2 separate regions of the Homo sapiens genome follow, and region 2 is linked to region 1. A link is a contact called in ENCODE Hi-C or POLR2A ChIA-PET data. All regions are on one chromosome and are shown on one strand. Each heading gives the region's core, a stretch centred on a gene start or an enhancer-like site at or near the end of the contact. The rest is flanking DNA. Distances are from core to core; before and after follow the strand shown.

Region 1 (6,822 bases), core at 2,018-4,517:
ACTGGAGGCTCCTAGAGGTCCCCTCCATCTTCAGGAACGAGCCTTGAATCTGCCTCCTGCTCTCCAGCCTCTGATTTCCTGGGCCCAGGTTTAGAGAGGGCTCATGTGATTGGCTCAGGCCCCCTACCTTAAGGTCAGGTGACTTGGGACTTTACCTCTCCAGAATCACTGCACAGCAACACCTAGATTCGTGTTCGATTGAATGACTGGGGGAAGGTGTATCCAACGGGTTGGAATCGTGTCTGTGGAGGGGAAGGGGTATCTTAGAATTCTGTCCACGAGGACCTGCCTGATGGAACAGCACAATAGGGCTTCAGATCCAGACAGCATGGTTCCAATCCCAGCTTTACTACCACTCAATAAATGATTTGGGACACATAGCCTTTTTGGGCTTCCATTTCCTCACTTTGCAAAATTGAAGTAAGAACAGCCTTGTTTGCCGCCTTGTAGTCCCTACTACTCGGGAGCCTGAGGCAGGGGAATCACTTGAACCCGGGAGGCGGAGCTTGCAGTGAGCCAAGATCACACCATTGCACTGCAGCCTGGGTGACAAAGCAGGACTCCATCATACAAAAAAAAAAAACAAAAAACAAAACCAGCCTTGTTAAATTCATCCCATGTGTTGATGCACTGGCTGTAATATTCCTGCTATTATTAGTGACTTGCTCCCAGAGCTGCCCTGCCCATTGGGAGAGCTCTTCTGTCTTCCTAGGTGGAAGAATCGTGTTTTCCCTGCCTTTACCACATTCTCCGCCTCTCTGGCTGGTGTCACGGTCCTTTAAGGAGAATGAGCGCATTGACTCCAGGATCTTGGTCTCCCCAGTTTGGCGGCTGGCCCCGACTTGGCATGAGAAATAAATGTCAGTGGGAAAAATCTTTTTAAAGATGTACGTATGTAGTAAAATGCATATCCAAACACAAATGTCGTTGCACGTGTTGATGTGTCTTCAGAAACCTGGGGTAGGGAAGTTTGGTAGGTGGAAGTTACTGTCCATCTCCTTTCTCATTGCATGGCGCATGGAAGATGAGATTTTGGCTTTAGCGTTTCGCTGTGAGTGTCCTGTTTATTTCATGGTCATGGGCCTTTAGTATCAAATTTACTTGAAAACCTTATGAAATTATACAGAAAGAAAGAATGAGGAATCTTGGGTAATGGGAAAGCAACCAGCCAGTTTTGCAAAAATTCCAACATGGGTGATTTTTAACTAATTGGAAAAACATGTCTCTTCTCAGTTGACTTAATCCTTTTTGCAGTGCTGGGGGCCATAAGCGTTCCCAGGAGGTTTAAGGAGCATAATCAGCCCCCAAGGTGGTCTGCACAGTGACAAAAAAGGACAAAGGGCTCTGCCTGCGTCTGAGGGTCCTGTAGTCATGGCCAGCTGTGTCTAGGGGAGCAAAGACCCTGTCTGTCATCAGCCTTCCTGGCTAAGGCAAGGGGATGAGTTTGAGATAGTAGAGTGTGGGCACTTGTTCTGGCTGGAAACTTAGCCTTCAAAACAAGATCCCAGAGGCAGAATTTGAGACCCAAACAGGAAAAGGAAATGCCCAATGTTGAAGCACTCAGAGCGGAGGGGTCCAGAGCCGTTTGATTATAAGCAGAGTGTTGGGTCCTTACACACTTTTACAAAGTTGTTTTCAGAGACACGGAAGTCGATGGTCCGCACTTTCTCTTCCTCATTGGAGTTCCCTGGAAAAGCGTGTTGCCAGGGACAGATGATCTGACGGGGCCACAGCCCCACCAGTGTCCTTAGGAGGGAAACCTGTCAGCAGAGGGACCTCAGCCCTGGCTGATCACATGGGCTATGCTAGGCCAGTATCTGCAGAAACCAACAGCCTGCCCTTAAAGCTCCTAAGTTGGAGAGACCTGCTCGGTCACGATCCTGGCTTTGCTAGCCACACTCAGTCCCCGGGTTCATCTCTCGGGGCCAATGCGATGTTGTTTGTGAGATGGAGAGAATGGCATTGCCCCTACCCCCACCAGGGTGGCTTCAGGATGAAATTCAACACGGGAAGCAGCCTCCCCCCACCCCCATGGACCGAGAGGTGATACTATTAGAGTTATATGGGTTTGTGGTTTCCCCTTACTGTCTCCACTTCCTTCCTGAAACCCTGAAAGAGGCTTCGCAGGAAAGGAAGGGTCTTTCAGATGCCTGAGTGCAGCTGGGAATGGCTGTCCCCAGTTAGCCAGGCTGGTTGGAGCCTAGGGTGAGTTGGCTGGGTTGTGGGTTTGAACCACCAGAATCACTGAGGCACAGCTGGCCCACTGCCGAGTGCTGCCAGCCATCCTGCAAACGCCACCATTGCTCATCCCTGGGAGATGCTCCAGCATTGACCAAAAGGGTTGCCGGGTCTTGTCCTGCTCAGGACAGGCCACTCTAGAGTGATCTATAGTCATACTGTAAGGATAGATCTGGGTCCTGTGCCTCCCACGGACCCTGAGCACAGAATACACATGACAGGGCCCCAGCACACGGGCGGCGGCCCCTCTTGTTAGTATTAATTATGCACTTATGTGAAATGCACCTGCTCTTGAAGAAGGGGACAGCCAATGATTAAAACAGTTGAGGGCAGGTCACCAGGCTGTTGCAGGCTCCATTAAGAAATGGCTCTGAGAGGGTTACTTTAGAGCAAGGGAAGGGTCTTCTGTTGCAGGGGCTCTGTGCCTGGCCAGCACCACCTCCCCCGCCTTTTTTTTTTTTTTTTTTTTTTGAGATGGAGTCTCGTTCTGTTGCCCAGGCTGGAGTGCAGTGGCGCAGTCTCGGCTCACTGCAACCTCTGCCTCCCAGGTTCAAGCGATTCTCCTGCCTCAGCCTCCCAAGTAGCTGGGACCACAGGCGTGTGCCACCATTCCTGGCTAACTTCTTGTATTTTTAGTGGAGACGAGGTTTCACTGTGTTAGCCAGGATGATCTCAATCTCTTGACCTCGTGATCCACCCACCTTGGCCTCCCAAAATGCTGGGATTACAGGCGTGAGCCACTGCGCCCGGCCAGCCAGTCCCTTATTTTATGGAAACCCCAGCCTATTCCAGCCACCCAAGAACCTTCGTTAAGTGGCTCTGAAGTGGGAATGGCTACTTAATTTGCAGGGATCAGCACAAAATGAAAATCAATAATTTTCAGAAATTAAGATTCAAGATGGTAATAGAGCATTCGAGTGAGCATTGGGGACCCTTCTGAGCACAGGGCCCTGTCTGTGCAGTTTGCACACAGCCCAGGTCTGGGGAGAGTACAAGGCAGGCAGCTGGCTTGTAGCATGTGAATGAACTGAGTCACCCTGCCCTTTGTGGGAGTTGACCTGCATCTTTTCTAGGCTGTTGGCCAGGGCAGGGCTGATGACATGAGCGGGGCTTGCCCTGGTGTGGGCTGAATATGATACACTGTGAGAAGTTGAAGGGAGGGGGATTGGAGTAGGGTGCTCCAGGCAGCATCATCTCTGTACAACAGGAAGTCCCTGAGCTTGGACACATGACTTGATCACCTGTCACAAGGTTCAAGGTGAAACCCAGAAGGCCAGGCAATGATGCATTGAAACTGTCACTACCCAAGTCAGCATTTTCTAATACCATTAAACACTTTTGGCCGGGCGTGGTGGCTCACGCCTGTAATCCCAGCACTTTGGGAGGCTGAGGCGGGCAGATTATGAGGTCAGGAGACCGAGACCATCCTGGTTAACACGGTGAATACTAAAAATACAAAAAATTAGCCGGGCGTGTGGTGGGGCCTGTAGTCCCAGCTATTCGGGAGGCTGAGGCAGGAAAATGGCATGAACCCAGGAGGCGGAGCTTGCAGTGAGCCGAGATGGCGCCACTGCACTCCAGCCTGGGCAACAGAGCGAGACTCCATCTCAATAAAAAAAAAACCTTTTTTTATAGATACGAGGTCTCGGTGTGTTGACCAGGCTGGTCTTGAATTCTTGGTCTCAAGTGATCCTCCTGTCTCGGCGTCCCAAGGTGTTGGGATTACAGTCATGAGCCACTGCACCTGGCCTCCAACACCATTTTGAAAATTTTGATATATCTGTGATTTTGGATTACATCTGTTTTGTTACTTCTGTTAGAGAAAACTGACCTGGCCGGGCACGGTGGCTCATGCCTATAATCCCAGCACTTTGGGAGGACAAGGCGGGTGGATCACTTGAGAATCAGGAGTTTTAGACCATCCTGGCCAACATGGTGAAACCCTGTCTATACTAAAAATCAAAAATTAGCCAGGCATGGTGGTGGGCGCCTGTAATCCCAGCTACTCAGAGGCTGAGGCAGGAGAATCGCTTGAACCCACGAGACAGAGATTGCAGTGAGCCGAGATCGCGCCACTGCACTCCAGCCTCAGCGACAGAACAAGACTCTGCCTCCAGAAAAAAAAACAAAACTTCAAAAGCAGATTTGTCATTGCCAGGTGACCTTGTCAACCATGGGTGTACAAGGACAAACCAAATCCGGGTGAAAGAATTTGTGCCTTGTTTTCTTTGCCTTTGACCTTCAGCCCCGTGCATTCCTGCAAATGCATTGCCCCTGGTAAACCTTAAGAAGACCTTAACTTTTCTGTTTTAAGTGAGATTTCCAAGTTAATTTAAGTTGTGTGGAACAGGACACTCCCTTTACTGGAGAGCAATTGGTATCTGAAGAGAATGAGATAGAGGTTGCTAAGGAAACCCTTGTTTGCAATGTTTGGTTTACATAAATTATTGGTGAATAAGAAAAATAAGTTTATTCCTTCTTCCAGATGGTAAACTGGAAGGGAAGCATGTTACTGGGTAAAGTGAGTCATGGGCCGTGGGAGGCTCAGATGGAAAAGGGCTCTGGGATGCCTCTCTCTCTCTCTCTTTACTTGGGACCCCTTTCTAATTTACCTACCAGGCCTCAAAAGACAAAGCCCTCTAATCTGTTTAGGCAGGAACAGATAAAATTCCTCTGGGTGGATGGGTAGGGGAGGGAAGGAGGAAGTTTGCAGAAACTGAAAGAGAACTTTTTTGGGGGGAGAGGGAGAAATCTCTTGTTTAATTACAAAACCAAAATATCATTTGCAATGCCTTCCTTCTCCTACTAGTCTTAAGGAATTGATAAGTAATTCACATACCACAAAATGCAGCACTTTAAAGTGTACCATTCTCTGATGTTTTTTGTTTGTTTTTGAGATGGAGTCTCGCTCTGTCACCCAGACTGGAGTACAGTGGCACGATCTCGGCTCACTGCAACCTGCGCCTCCTGGATTCAAGCCATTTTTCCGCCTCAGGCTCCCGAGTAGCTGGGGTTATAGGCACCCGGCATCATGCCTGGCTAAGTTTTGTATTTTTTGTAGAGATGAGGTTTCACCATGTTGGGCAGGCTGGTCTTGAACTCCTGACTTCAGGTGATCTGCCTGCCTCGGCCTCCCAAAGTGCTGGGATTACAGGCATGAACTACCGTGCCTGGCCTTTCTCTGGTGTTTAGTGTATACACAGTGGTACAACCATCACCACTACTAATTCGAGAACACTTCATCACCCTAAAAGAAATGCCATACCCATTAACAGTCAATCCCACAATCCTCCCATCCCCCTCAGCTCTTGCAATCATGAATGTACTTTCTGTCTATATGAATTTGTCTGTTTTGGACATTTCCTTCCAATGTAATCATACAATATGTAGCATTTCGTGTCTGGCTTCTGGCACTCAGCATGGTGGGTTTTTAAAATTTTTGTTGTTGTTTTGAGACAGAGTCTCACTCTTTCGCCCATGCTGGAGGGCAGAGGCACGATCTCGGCTCACTGCAACCTCTGCCGCCCTGGTTCAAGTGATTCTTCTGCCTCAGTCTCCCAAGTAGCTAGGATTACAAGTACCTGCCACCATGCCCAGCTGATTTTTGTATTTTTAGTAGAAATGGGGTTTCACCATGTTGGCCAGGCTGGTCTTGAACTCCTGGCCTGCAGTGATCCACCCGCCTCAGCCTTCCAAAGTGCTGGGATTACAGGTGTGAGCCACCATGCCTGGCTCAGCATGGTGTTTTCAATATCCATTCATGTTGTGGCCTGTATCAGTACTTCATCCCTTATTATGACTGATTCCTTTTTATGACATAATATTCCATCATATGGATAGACCACATTTGGTTTATCCACTCATTGGTGGATGGACTTTCGGTTGTTTTTCCTAATTTTTGGCAAAAGGGACTTGTTGACACCTAATGGAACTGCAGGAGTCCCAAAGCTGGGCCTTGGTTTTAGGAAAGACTTAACCAGAAGTTAGGGAAAGGACAGCACAGTATTTGATGTTCCTCATGAAAAATGCCATTTTCTCAGGTGGCAGTTGTTATTGATAGAGATGAGGTCTCACTATGTTGTCCAGGATGGTCTCAAGCTCCTGAGCTCAAGTGATCTGCCCACCTTGGCCTCCCAAAGTGGTGAGCCACTGTACCAACCCCATTTTCTGCATTTTTAATTGTTCCATCAAAAAAGTAGGAAGCCGACATATTATCTGTTTATCTGATGTTAATAGAGTTTTATAATTAATGTTTACATAGATATCTTTTTTCATCCTGTGTTTTCATCTTACCTGCTTTTCTATGTACAGTGTGCCTCTTCTACACATTATGTAGGTGAGTCATGTTTTTGTTTGTGTTTTTTTAAATTTAGTCTCACTATCTCACTTTCACTTGGAGTGTTTATTTCACTTACTTTCGTTCAATGGAACTTCTCTCTGTTTTTTTTTTTTTTTTTTTTTTTAGAGACGGAGTCTCGCTCTGTCGCCCAGGCTGGAGTGCAGTGGCGCAATCTCGGCTCACTGCAAGCTCTGCCTCCCGGGCTCACGCCATTCTCCTGCCTCAATTTCCCAAGTAGCCAGGAC
Region 2 (6,822 bases), core at 2,437-4,936, 130 kb after region 1:
GTCCTGATGCCCCTACTGCGGGAGGCTTCCCCGACACACACTCACCTGTGGCGCAGCTGTGGGAGGTAGCAGGGGTTCACTGACCTTGCCTAATTCCCAGTCTCTACCAGCCCCAGCCTAGAGCCTCATCAATTCCCCAACAAATGGGCATGGCTACGTTCCAATAAAACTATTTACGAAAACAGCATAGTGTCTCGCCACACAGGAGGCCTTTAAATGTCTTGGCCTTCCTAGGCAATTCCTAAGCAATTCACCTCCCCACATTGTGACTCCCTCAATACCTATTGGCTTCCTCCACAGCCAGCCAGCCAGCCAGCCACCCACCCACCCACCCATCTATCCATTCACCCATCCACCCACCCATCATCCATCCACCCACCCATCCATCCATGCAACAAATATTAACATAAGCAACAACTATGCACTCAGCACTGTGCTAGGTGACAGCCATAAACAAGACCAACTCAGCCCCTGTCCACCTGAAGCTGGTATCCTAGTGCAGGGAGACAGTCAATGAGATTAGCATGTGAAATACATAAAAAGTTAGGTGGTGGCCGGGCGCGGTGGCTCATGCCTGTAATCACAGCACTTTTGGGAAGCCGAGCTGGGAGGATCATGAGGTCAGGAGATCGAGACCATCCTGGCTAACACGGTGAAACCCCATCTCTACTAAAATTACAAAAAAATTAGCCGGGCGTGGTGGCGGGCACCTGTAGTCCCACCTACTCAGGAGGCTGAGGCAGGAGAATGGCGTGAACCCAGGAGGCAGAGCTTGCAGTGAGCGGAGATGGTGACACCGCACTCCAGCCTGGGTGACAGAGTGAGACTCCGTCTCAAAAAAAAAAAAAGTTAGGTGGTAATAAACCCTAAGGAAGGGAAAATGAAATGGGGAAACAGGACCAGAGCCAGGGGGACCTGGGAGGTTCAATTTCAGGTGAAATTGTCAAGGGAGACCTCACAGTGAAAGTGCCTTTTAAGCTAAGACGTACAGGATGTGAAAAAGAAAGGCCTGGGGACATCTGGAGGAAAAGTGTACCAGGAAAGAGCATGTGCAAAGGGCCTGGGGCAAGAGAGGGTCACAAGTGTTTGAGGAAGAACAGAAAGGGCAATGTGCTGGGGAGGAGGGATGGGAGGTGACAGGAGCAGGTGAGGCCCAGAGGTCAGATCCCTCAGGGCCTGGGAAGTCAATGAAGGGACTGTAACTTTGACTCTGAGTAAGAAGGGAGGTAGTGGTCCAGGGATTAGCAAACTTTTTCTGTAAAGGGACAGAGAACTCTTTTAGACTCTGCAGGCCATGCGGTCTCTTGCAATGACTTGACTCTGCAGGTGGAGCAGGAAAGCAGCCATAGATAACACCTAAGTGAGTGGGCATGCCTGTGTTCCGATAAAACTTTATTGAGAAAAACAGACCAAGGGCCAGGTAGTGGCCCATGGCCCGTAGTCTGCCAAACCCTGTACTAGAGGGGGCACAGATGGCACTGGTAATCATATGGTTGTGTTTTTGATAAATAATCTGCTTCCCACACTACACACAGGCTTAGACCTGGATACCTGTTCACACTAGTACCCAGCCCACAGTAGGTGCTCATTAAATACATGATGAATGAACAACTGAATAAGTGAATTAGCAAACTGTGGTTCGAGACCCACCACCACCCAACCCCAACCCCATGAAACAGCACACAAGGGCTCACGTCTGCAGAGCAGGGGACCCTTCGGAAGGCCTGGATGGCCCCCAGCCGGATCTCGGGTGTGCTGCTTCTCAGAGATGCACAGGCACTCAACGTAGGGGTGAGAGCCATGGCTGCCAAGCCCGCGTTGCCGACTGCCTTCAGCACAAGCTGGAGCTAAATCGAGATGGAGGTAGGACCATGAGGGGCAGTGGCGTGGGGGGCGGGGCAGTGGCGTGGGGGGCGGGGCAGTGGCGTGGGGGGCGGGGCAGTGGCGTGGGGGGCGGGGCAGTGGCGTGGGGGGCGGGGCAGTGGCGTGGGGGGCGGGGCAGTGGCGTGGGGGGCGGGGCAGTGGCGTGGGGGGCGGGGCAGTGGCGTGGGGGGCGGGGCAGTGGCGTGGGGGGCGGGGCAGTGGCGTGGGGGGCGGGGCAGTGGCGTGGGGGGCGGGGCAGTGGCGTGAGGGGCGGGGCAGTGGCGTGGGGAGGGGCAGTGGCGTGGGGGAGGGGGCAGTGGCGTGGGGGGAGGCAGTGGCCTGGGCGGGGGCAGTGGCATGGGATAGGCAGTGGTGTGGGGGGTGGGCTGTGAAGGGCATTTACCCACCTTCTCGGGGTAGGGGCCAATTTCTGTCCCCAGCCACGCTCCAGACCCCGCGGGCCAGCCTGGCGCCTTCCTGGGCATCTCAGCCCATTCCCCCTTCCCCCCTTCACCCCACCCCCACTCAGTGGTGTTGGGGGGCAGTGGTGTGGGGGGGGCAGTGGTATAGAAGGGGCAGTGGCGTGGGGGGGCAGGCAGGAGGGTGAGGAGACGGGTTGAAGTGGGGAAGGGGGAATGAGGGATAGGAGGAAGGGGCAAAGGGGGGAACCCACCCCCACCCTCTCCACCTGGAGCTTGCCTGATTCGCTTCGGCCCCACTGGGGGCACTGAAGCCGGTACTCAGGACACTGGATGTCCTCACCTTGTCATCATCCGAGGGCTCCTGGATGGTACAGTTCTCACCCAAGGCGTCTCCCAGGATCCTCACTAGGGAGCCGACTCCAGGCAGCTGGCCGCAGGGCCCGTCCAGAGAAGCACAGAGGTTGTGCACCAGGGCTGAGATGCCCAGGAAGGCGCCAGGGCTGGCCCTCGGGGTCTGGAGCAGTGGCTGGGGACAGAAATCGGCCCCCACCCGAGGTGGTGGGTAAATGCACTTCACAGGCCTCACCCTGGCCACACACCGACTCACCTGGGCAACTTCATAATACAGAGCTGAGTCCCCCAGAGTCTGAACAAATTGCTCTTTTCAGGGAACATTTTAAAAGCACCCCAGAGGCCAGACACGGTGGCTCATGCCTGTAATCCCAGCACTTTGGGAGGCCAAGGCAGGTGGATCACCTGAGGTCAGGAGTTCGAGACCAGCCTGGCCAACATGGCAAAACCCCGTCTCTACTAAAAACACAAAAATTAGCCGAGCATGGTGGTGTGTGCCTGTAATCCCAACTACTCGGGAGGCTAAGGCACAAGAATCCCTTGAACCCGGGAAGCAGAGGCTGCAGTGAGCTGAGATTGTACCACTGCACTGCACCCTGGGTGGCAGAGCGAAACTCTGTCTCCAAAAAAAAAAAAAAAAAAGAAAACAAAACAAAAAAGGCACTCCATGTGGCCCACGACTCAGACGCCCAGCTACCCTCACTCCAGGGCTTCAGTGAAAGGAAGGCAAACAGGAGGGGGTTCAGGACACAGCTGCTCCCTGCCCCAGGCACCTCAGAGAAATCAGACCAACAAATCTTTTTTTTTTTTTTTAAGATGGAGTCTTGCTCTCTCATTCATCCTGGAGTGCAGTGGCCCTATCTAGGCCCACTGCAACCTCCACCTCCTGGGTTCATGTGATTCCCCTGCCTCAGCCTCCCACGTAGCTGAGATTACAGACACGTGCCACCACCCTTGGCTCATTTTTCTATTTTTAGTAAAGCCGGGTTTCACCATGTTGGCCAGGCTGGTGGTGAACCCCTGACCTCAAGTGATCTGCCCGCCTCGGTCTCCCAAAGTGCTGGGATTACAGGCATGAGCCACCGTGCCTAGTCTAGACCAACAAATCTTAGTAAACAAACTGTGTTCACTACAAGCCAGACTGCTGATAACATGTCACACACGTTGCCTTTCTTATCATTCCCATTTTGCAGAGCAGGAAGCTGAGACACAGGAAGCTGAGACACAGAAAGGGTAAGGGACGTGCCTCAGGTAGCCCACAGCTATAGATAGAACTGAGACTTAACCCAGGAGAGGCTGGCTCCCAGGCCAGGCATGATACCAACACTCACGGCTTCTCAAAATGCAAATTCTGGGCTCACTCTAAAATCCAGCCCTGGGGCCCTGGCTGTGAACAGGGGCCTCTGTGCTAGACCCACGTCACTCCAGAACAGGGACTGCTTGGCAGCTGTGGAGAAATAAAATCTCTGCCTAGCTCTGTCCTTTTTTTTTTTTTCTCGAGATGGAGTCTTGCTCTTGTCACCCAGGCTGGAGTCCAGTGGCACAATCTCAGCTCACTGCAACCTCTGCCTCCTGAGATCAAGTGATTCTCCTGCCTCATCTTCCTGAGTAGCTGGGATTACAGATGTCTGCCACCACGCCTGGCTAATTTTTGTATTTTTAGTAGAGATGGGGTTTCACCATATTGGCCAGGCTGGTCTCGAACTCCTGACCTCAGGTGATCTGCCCACCTCAGCCTCCCAAAGTGCTGGGATTACAGGAGTGAGCCACCACGCCCGAGCTGCCCAGCTCTGTTCTTTCTCTGGATTCGTGACTCTTCACCAGATCTGTGTTACTACGCTAGGGTGTGAGCACACTGTGTGAAGGTGTGAACATAAGCATCTGTGTGTGTGCATATTGGTGTGTGCTGTAGAATCCTAGTGCTTGTGGGTGTGTACGTTCCCACTTGGGTGTGCAGGTGTCTCAGCGCACTCGAGTACCCTAGTATGCGTGTATTTCCTGGTGGATGCCTGTGCACACGTGTCCCCATGTGGGCATCTCGTGTGTCCCATTGGATGTGTGCATGTGCCCATGCGTCCAGGTGCGTGTGTGTGTACTGTGTGTCCCTTGTGTGCCCACGCACAGCCCAGTGTGTCTTGGTGTGCCTATGCATGTGTCCAGGTGTGGGTGGCTGTCTCCACACGTCCCACTGGGTGAGTGTCCTACTGTGTGTATGTGCATGTCCTGCCATGTCTTCACATGTGCATACACTGGGGTGTATATCTGCATCTCCAGGTACGTGAGTCTTGGCGTGTATGCCTCAATGTGTGTGTGTGTGTGTGTGTGTGTGTGTGTGTGTGTGTGTGTGTCTTGACAGGTCTATGGTGTGGGTGTGTGTCCGTGCATTTCCCCATGTGGGTGTCCTGGGAAAGCCTGCCTCAGTGTGAGCCTGCAACAGTGTGTGTAGGTCTGTGTGTGTACACGTGATCCAGCATGTGTGTGCATATCCCTGTGTGTTTGTGTGTCCCTGTGCCTTGGTGTGAGCCTGTGTCAGTGTACGTGCAGGTCTGTGCATGTACACATGATCCAGTGTGCGTGTGCACGTCCCAGTGCAATGGGTGCCTGCTTCAGTGTGTGTGGGTTGTGTCCCATGTGTGTACACGTGCGCTCAGGATGCATGCGTGTGGGTCTTGGCGTGTGCATCTCACTGCATATTTTCTTTGTGAAAGGACAGGGGTGTGTGGAGCCTGGAAAAAGCACATTCAATGTTTCCCTATATTTGAGCAAAGAAAACAAAGCTGTCTGTTTTCTTAATACAGAGCAGGGCAAGCGGGCTTGGCTGGGAGGGCAGGGGTTATAAAAAGACTAAGAAGCTCTCCGGCACATGGGAGGGGCCGCCTGCTGGAGGTTCCCGCCTCTGACTGCTTTGCCCAAGAAAGGCGGCGGGGGCACAGACAGGGCAGGCTCGGGCCTGTCCCAGACCAAAGCTGGAGCCAGAAGCCTGGTCACAGCCTGCAGGGCTGTGGGGCAGGCTGGTGCCACTTGGCTGGCAGAGAGCCCAGATCTGTGAGCCACTTCCGGTGGCCCTGCCAGGACAACTGGGCCAGCATGAGGCCTGGGTGCTGAGCAGTCCACACAGTAATGACCCAGTTGGTTCTGTGTATGGCTGCCCGGGGGATGAACCCAGAAGGGCCAGCCTTCCCTGTTTTCACAAAAACCAGAAACCACATCGCAAAGAGAAGAACAAACAATTTTGAAAGGGAAATAAATTTAAAAAAAAAATGGGAGGAGAAGAAAACAATCTTAATGCAAAAATCTCTAACGAAGGCTTACTTACACTTCAGTTAGAAGTCTGTTTAAAATACTCACTTTTTCATTTTTAAAGATGGAAAAATAAAATTACCCTCAAACCTGTGACCCTTATTAAGCTGATTTCACTTTTCCAACATGATTCTAAAGCTCAGTCATCATGCTCAAACCAACCCTCCCTGAAAAGCTAAGAAAACAGAACTGGGAGAAGACAAGCCAGGAAGCACTGGGACCTGGGGGAGATCAAACACCAGCTACAAAGCATCAAGAAGCCACACTTCACCAACATGAAGAACTTTTGTTCATTGAAAGACACCATTAAGAAGGCCGGGCGCAGTGACTCATGCCTGTAATCCCAGCACTTTGGGAGGCCGAAGCAGGCAAATCACATGAGCTCAGGAGTTCGAGATAAGCCTGGCCAACATGGTGAAATCCCATTTCTACTAAAAATACAAAAAAATTAGCCGGGCCTGGTGGTGTGCATCATAATCCCAGCTACTCAGGAGGCTGAGGCACGAGAATCACTTGAACCCGGGAGGTGGAGGTTGCAGTGAGCCGAGATTGCGCCACTGCACTCCAGCCTGGGCAACAGAGCGAGACTCCGTCTCAAAAAATAATAATGATTAAATAATTAAATAAATAAATAAAATTAATCCGAAATTAAAAGTTCATTAAAATACTCTCTCCCTGCTTGCCCCTCACTCCCCACTTCCCACCCCCCTCCTCTCCCCAGGCTTCACGAACCCGGTGCATTCCCAGAACCTGCCAGGGCTCATGCAGGGCCTTGCTGACTCGATGACAGAACAAGAAAATACAGCCCAGAGAGGCATGAGCTCTGGCCTGCACATGGAACATCACATGTGAGGCAGGTAGAGGAAGCTTCTGGGCTCCACAAGCC

Evidence for each region. A loop is a pair of places that touch in the nucleus more often than their neighbours do. ChIA-PET counts read pairs that join two places held with the same protein, here RNA polymerase II (POLR2A). Pooled maps may share reads with other maps.
Region 2: a loop to region 1 is called in a pooled map, with 2.2 times the contacts of the local background. The contact joins two enhancer-like sites. A Hi-C loop is called at or near these places in 1 of 50 pooled maps. POLR2A ChIA-PET finds 5 or more read pairs at or near these places in 4 of 52 experiments (H1, MCF 10A, SK-N-SH and 1 more).

The regions. Positions count from the first base shown.
Region 1 is chr16:11,360,089-11,366,910 of GRCh38, forward strand. All of the region lies in intron 1 of LOC105371082 (a long non-coding RNA gene), which reads left to right. Among named protein-coding and RNA genes, the nearest start is that of RMI2, 18 kb to the left of the region's middle. RefSeq lists an enhancer at 2,249-2,308. Within about 2 kb of position 3,268, at least 12 of the 41 ENCODE cell types and tissues checked have a DNase peak (open chromatin) inside an H3K27ac peak, as active enhancers do.
Region 2 is chr16:11,491,950-11,498,771 of GRCh38, forward strand. It overlaps LOC400499 (putative uncharacterized protein LOC400499), which reads right to left. Exons shown (of 67, transcript NM_001370704.1): 11 at 2,626-2,811; 12 at 1,695-1,847. Among named protein-coding and RNA genes, the nearest start is that of LITAF, 92 kb to the right of the region's middle. RefSeq lists enhancers at 2,222-3,218, 5,397-5,446, 5,424-5,718, 6,210-6,758. Within about 2 kb of position 3,687, at least 15 of the 41 ENCODE cell types and tissues checked have a DNase peak (open chromatin) inside an H3K27ac peak, as active enhancers do.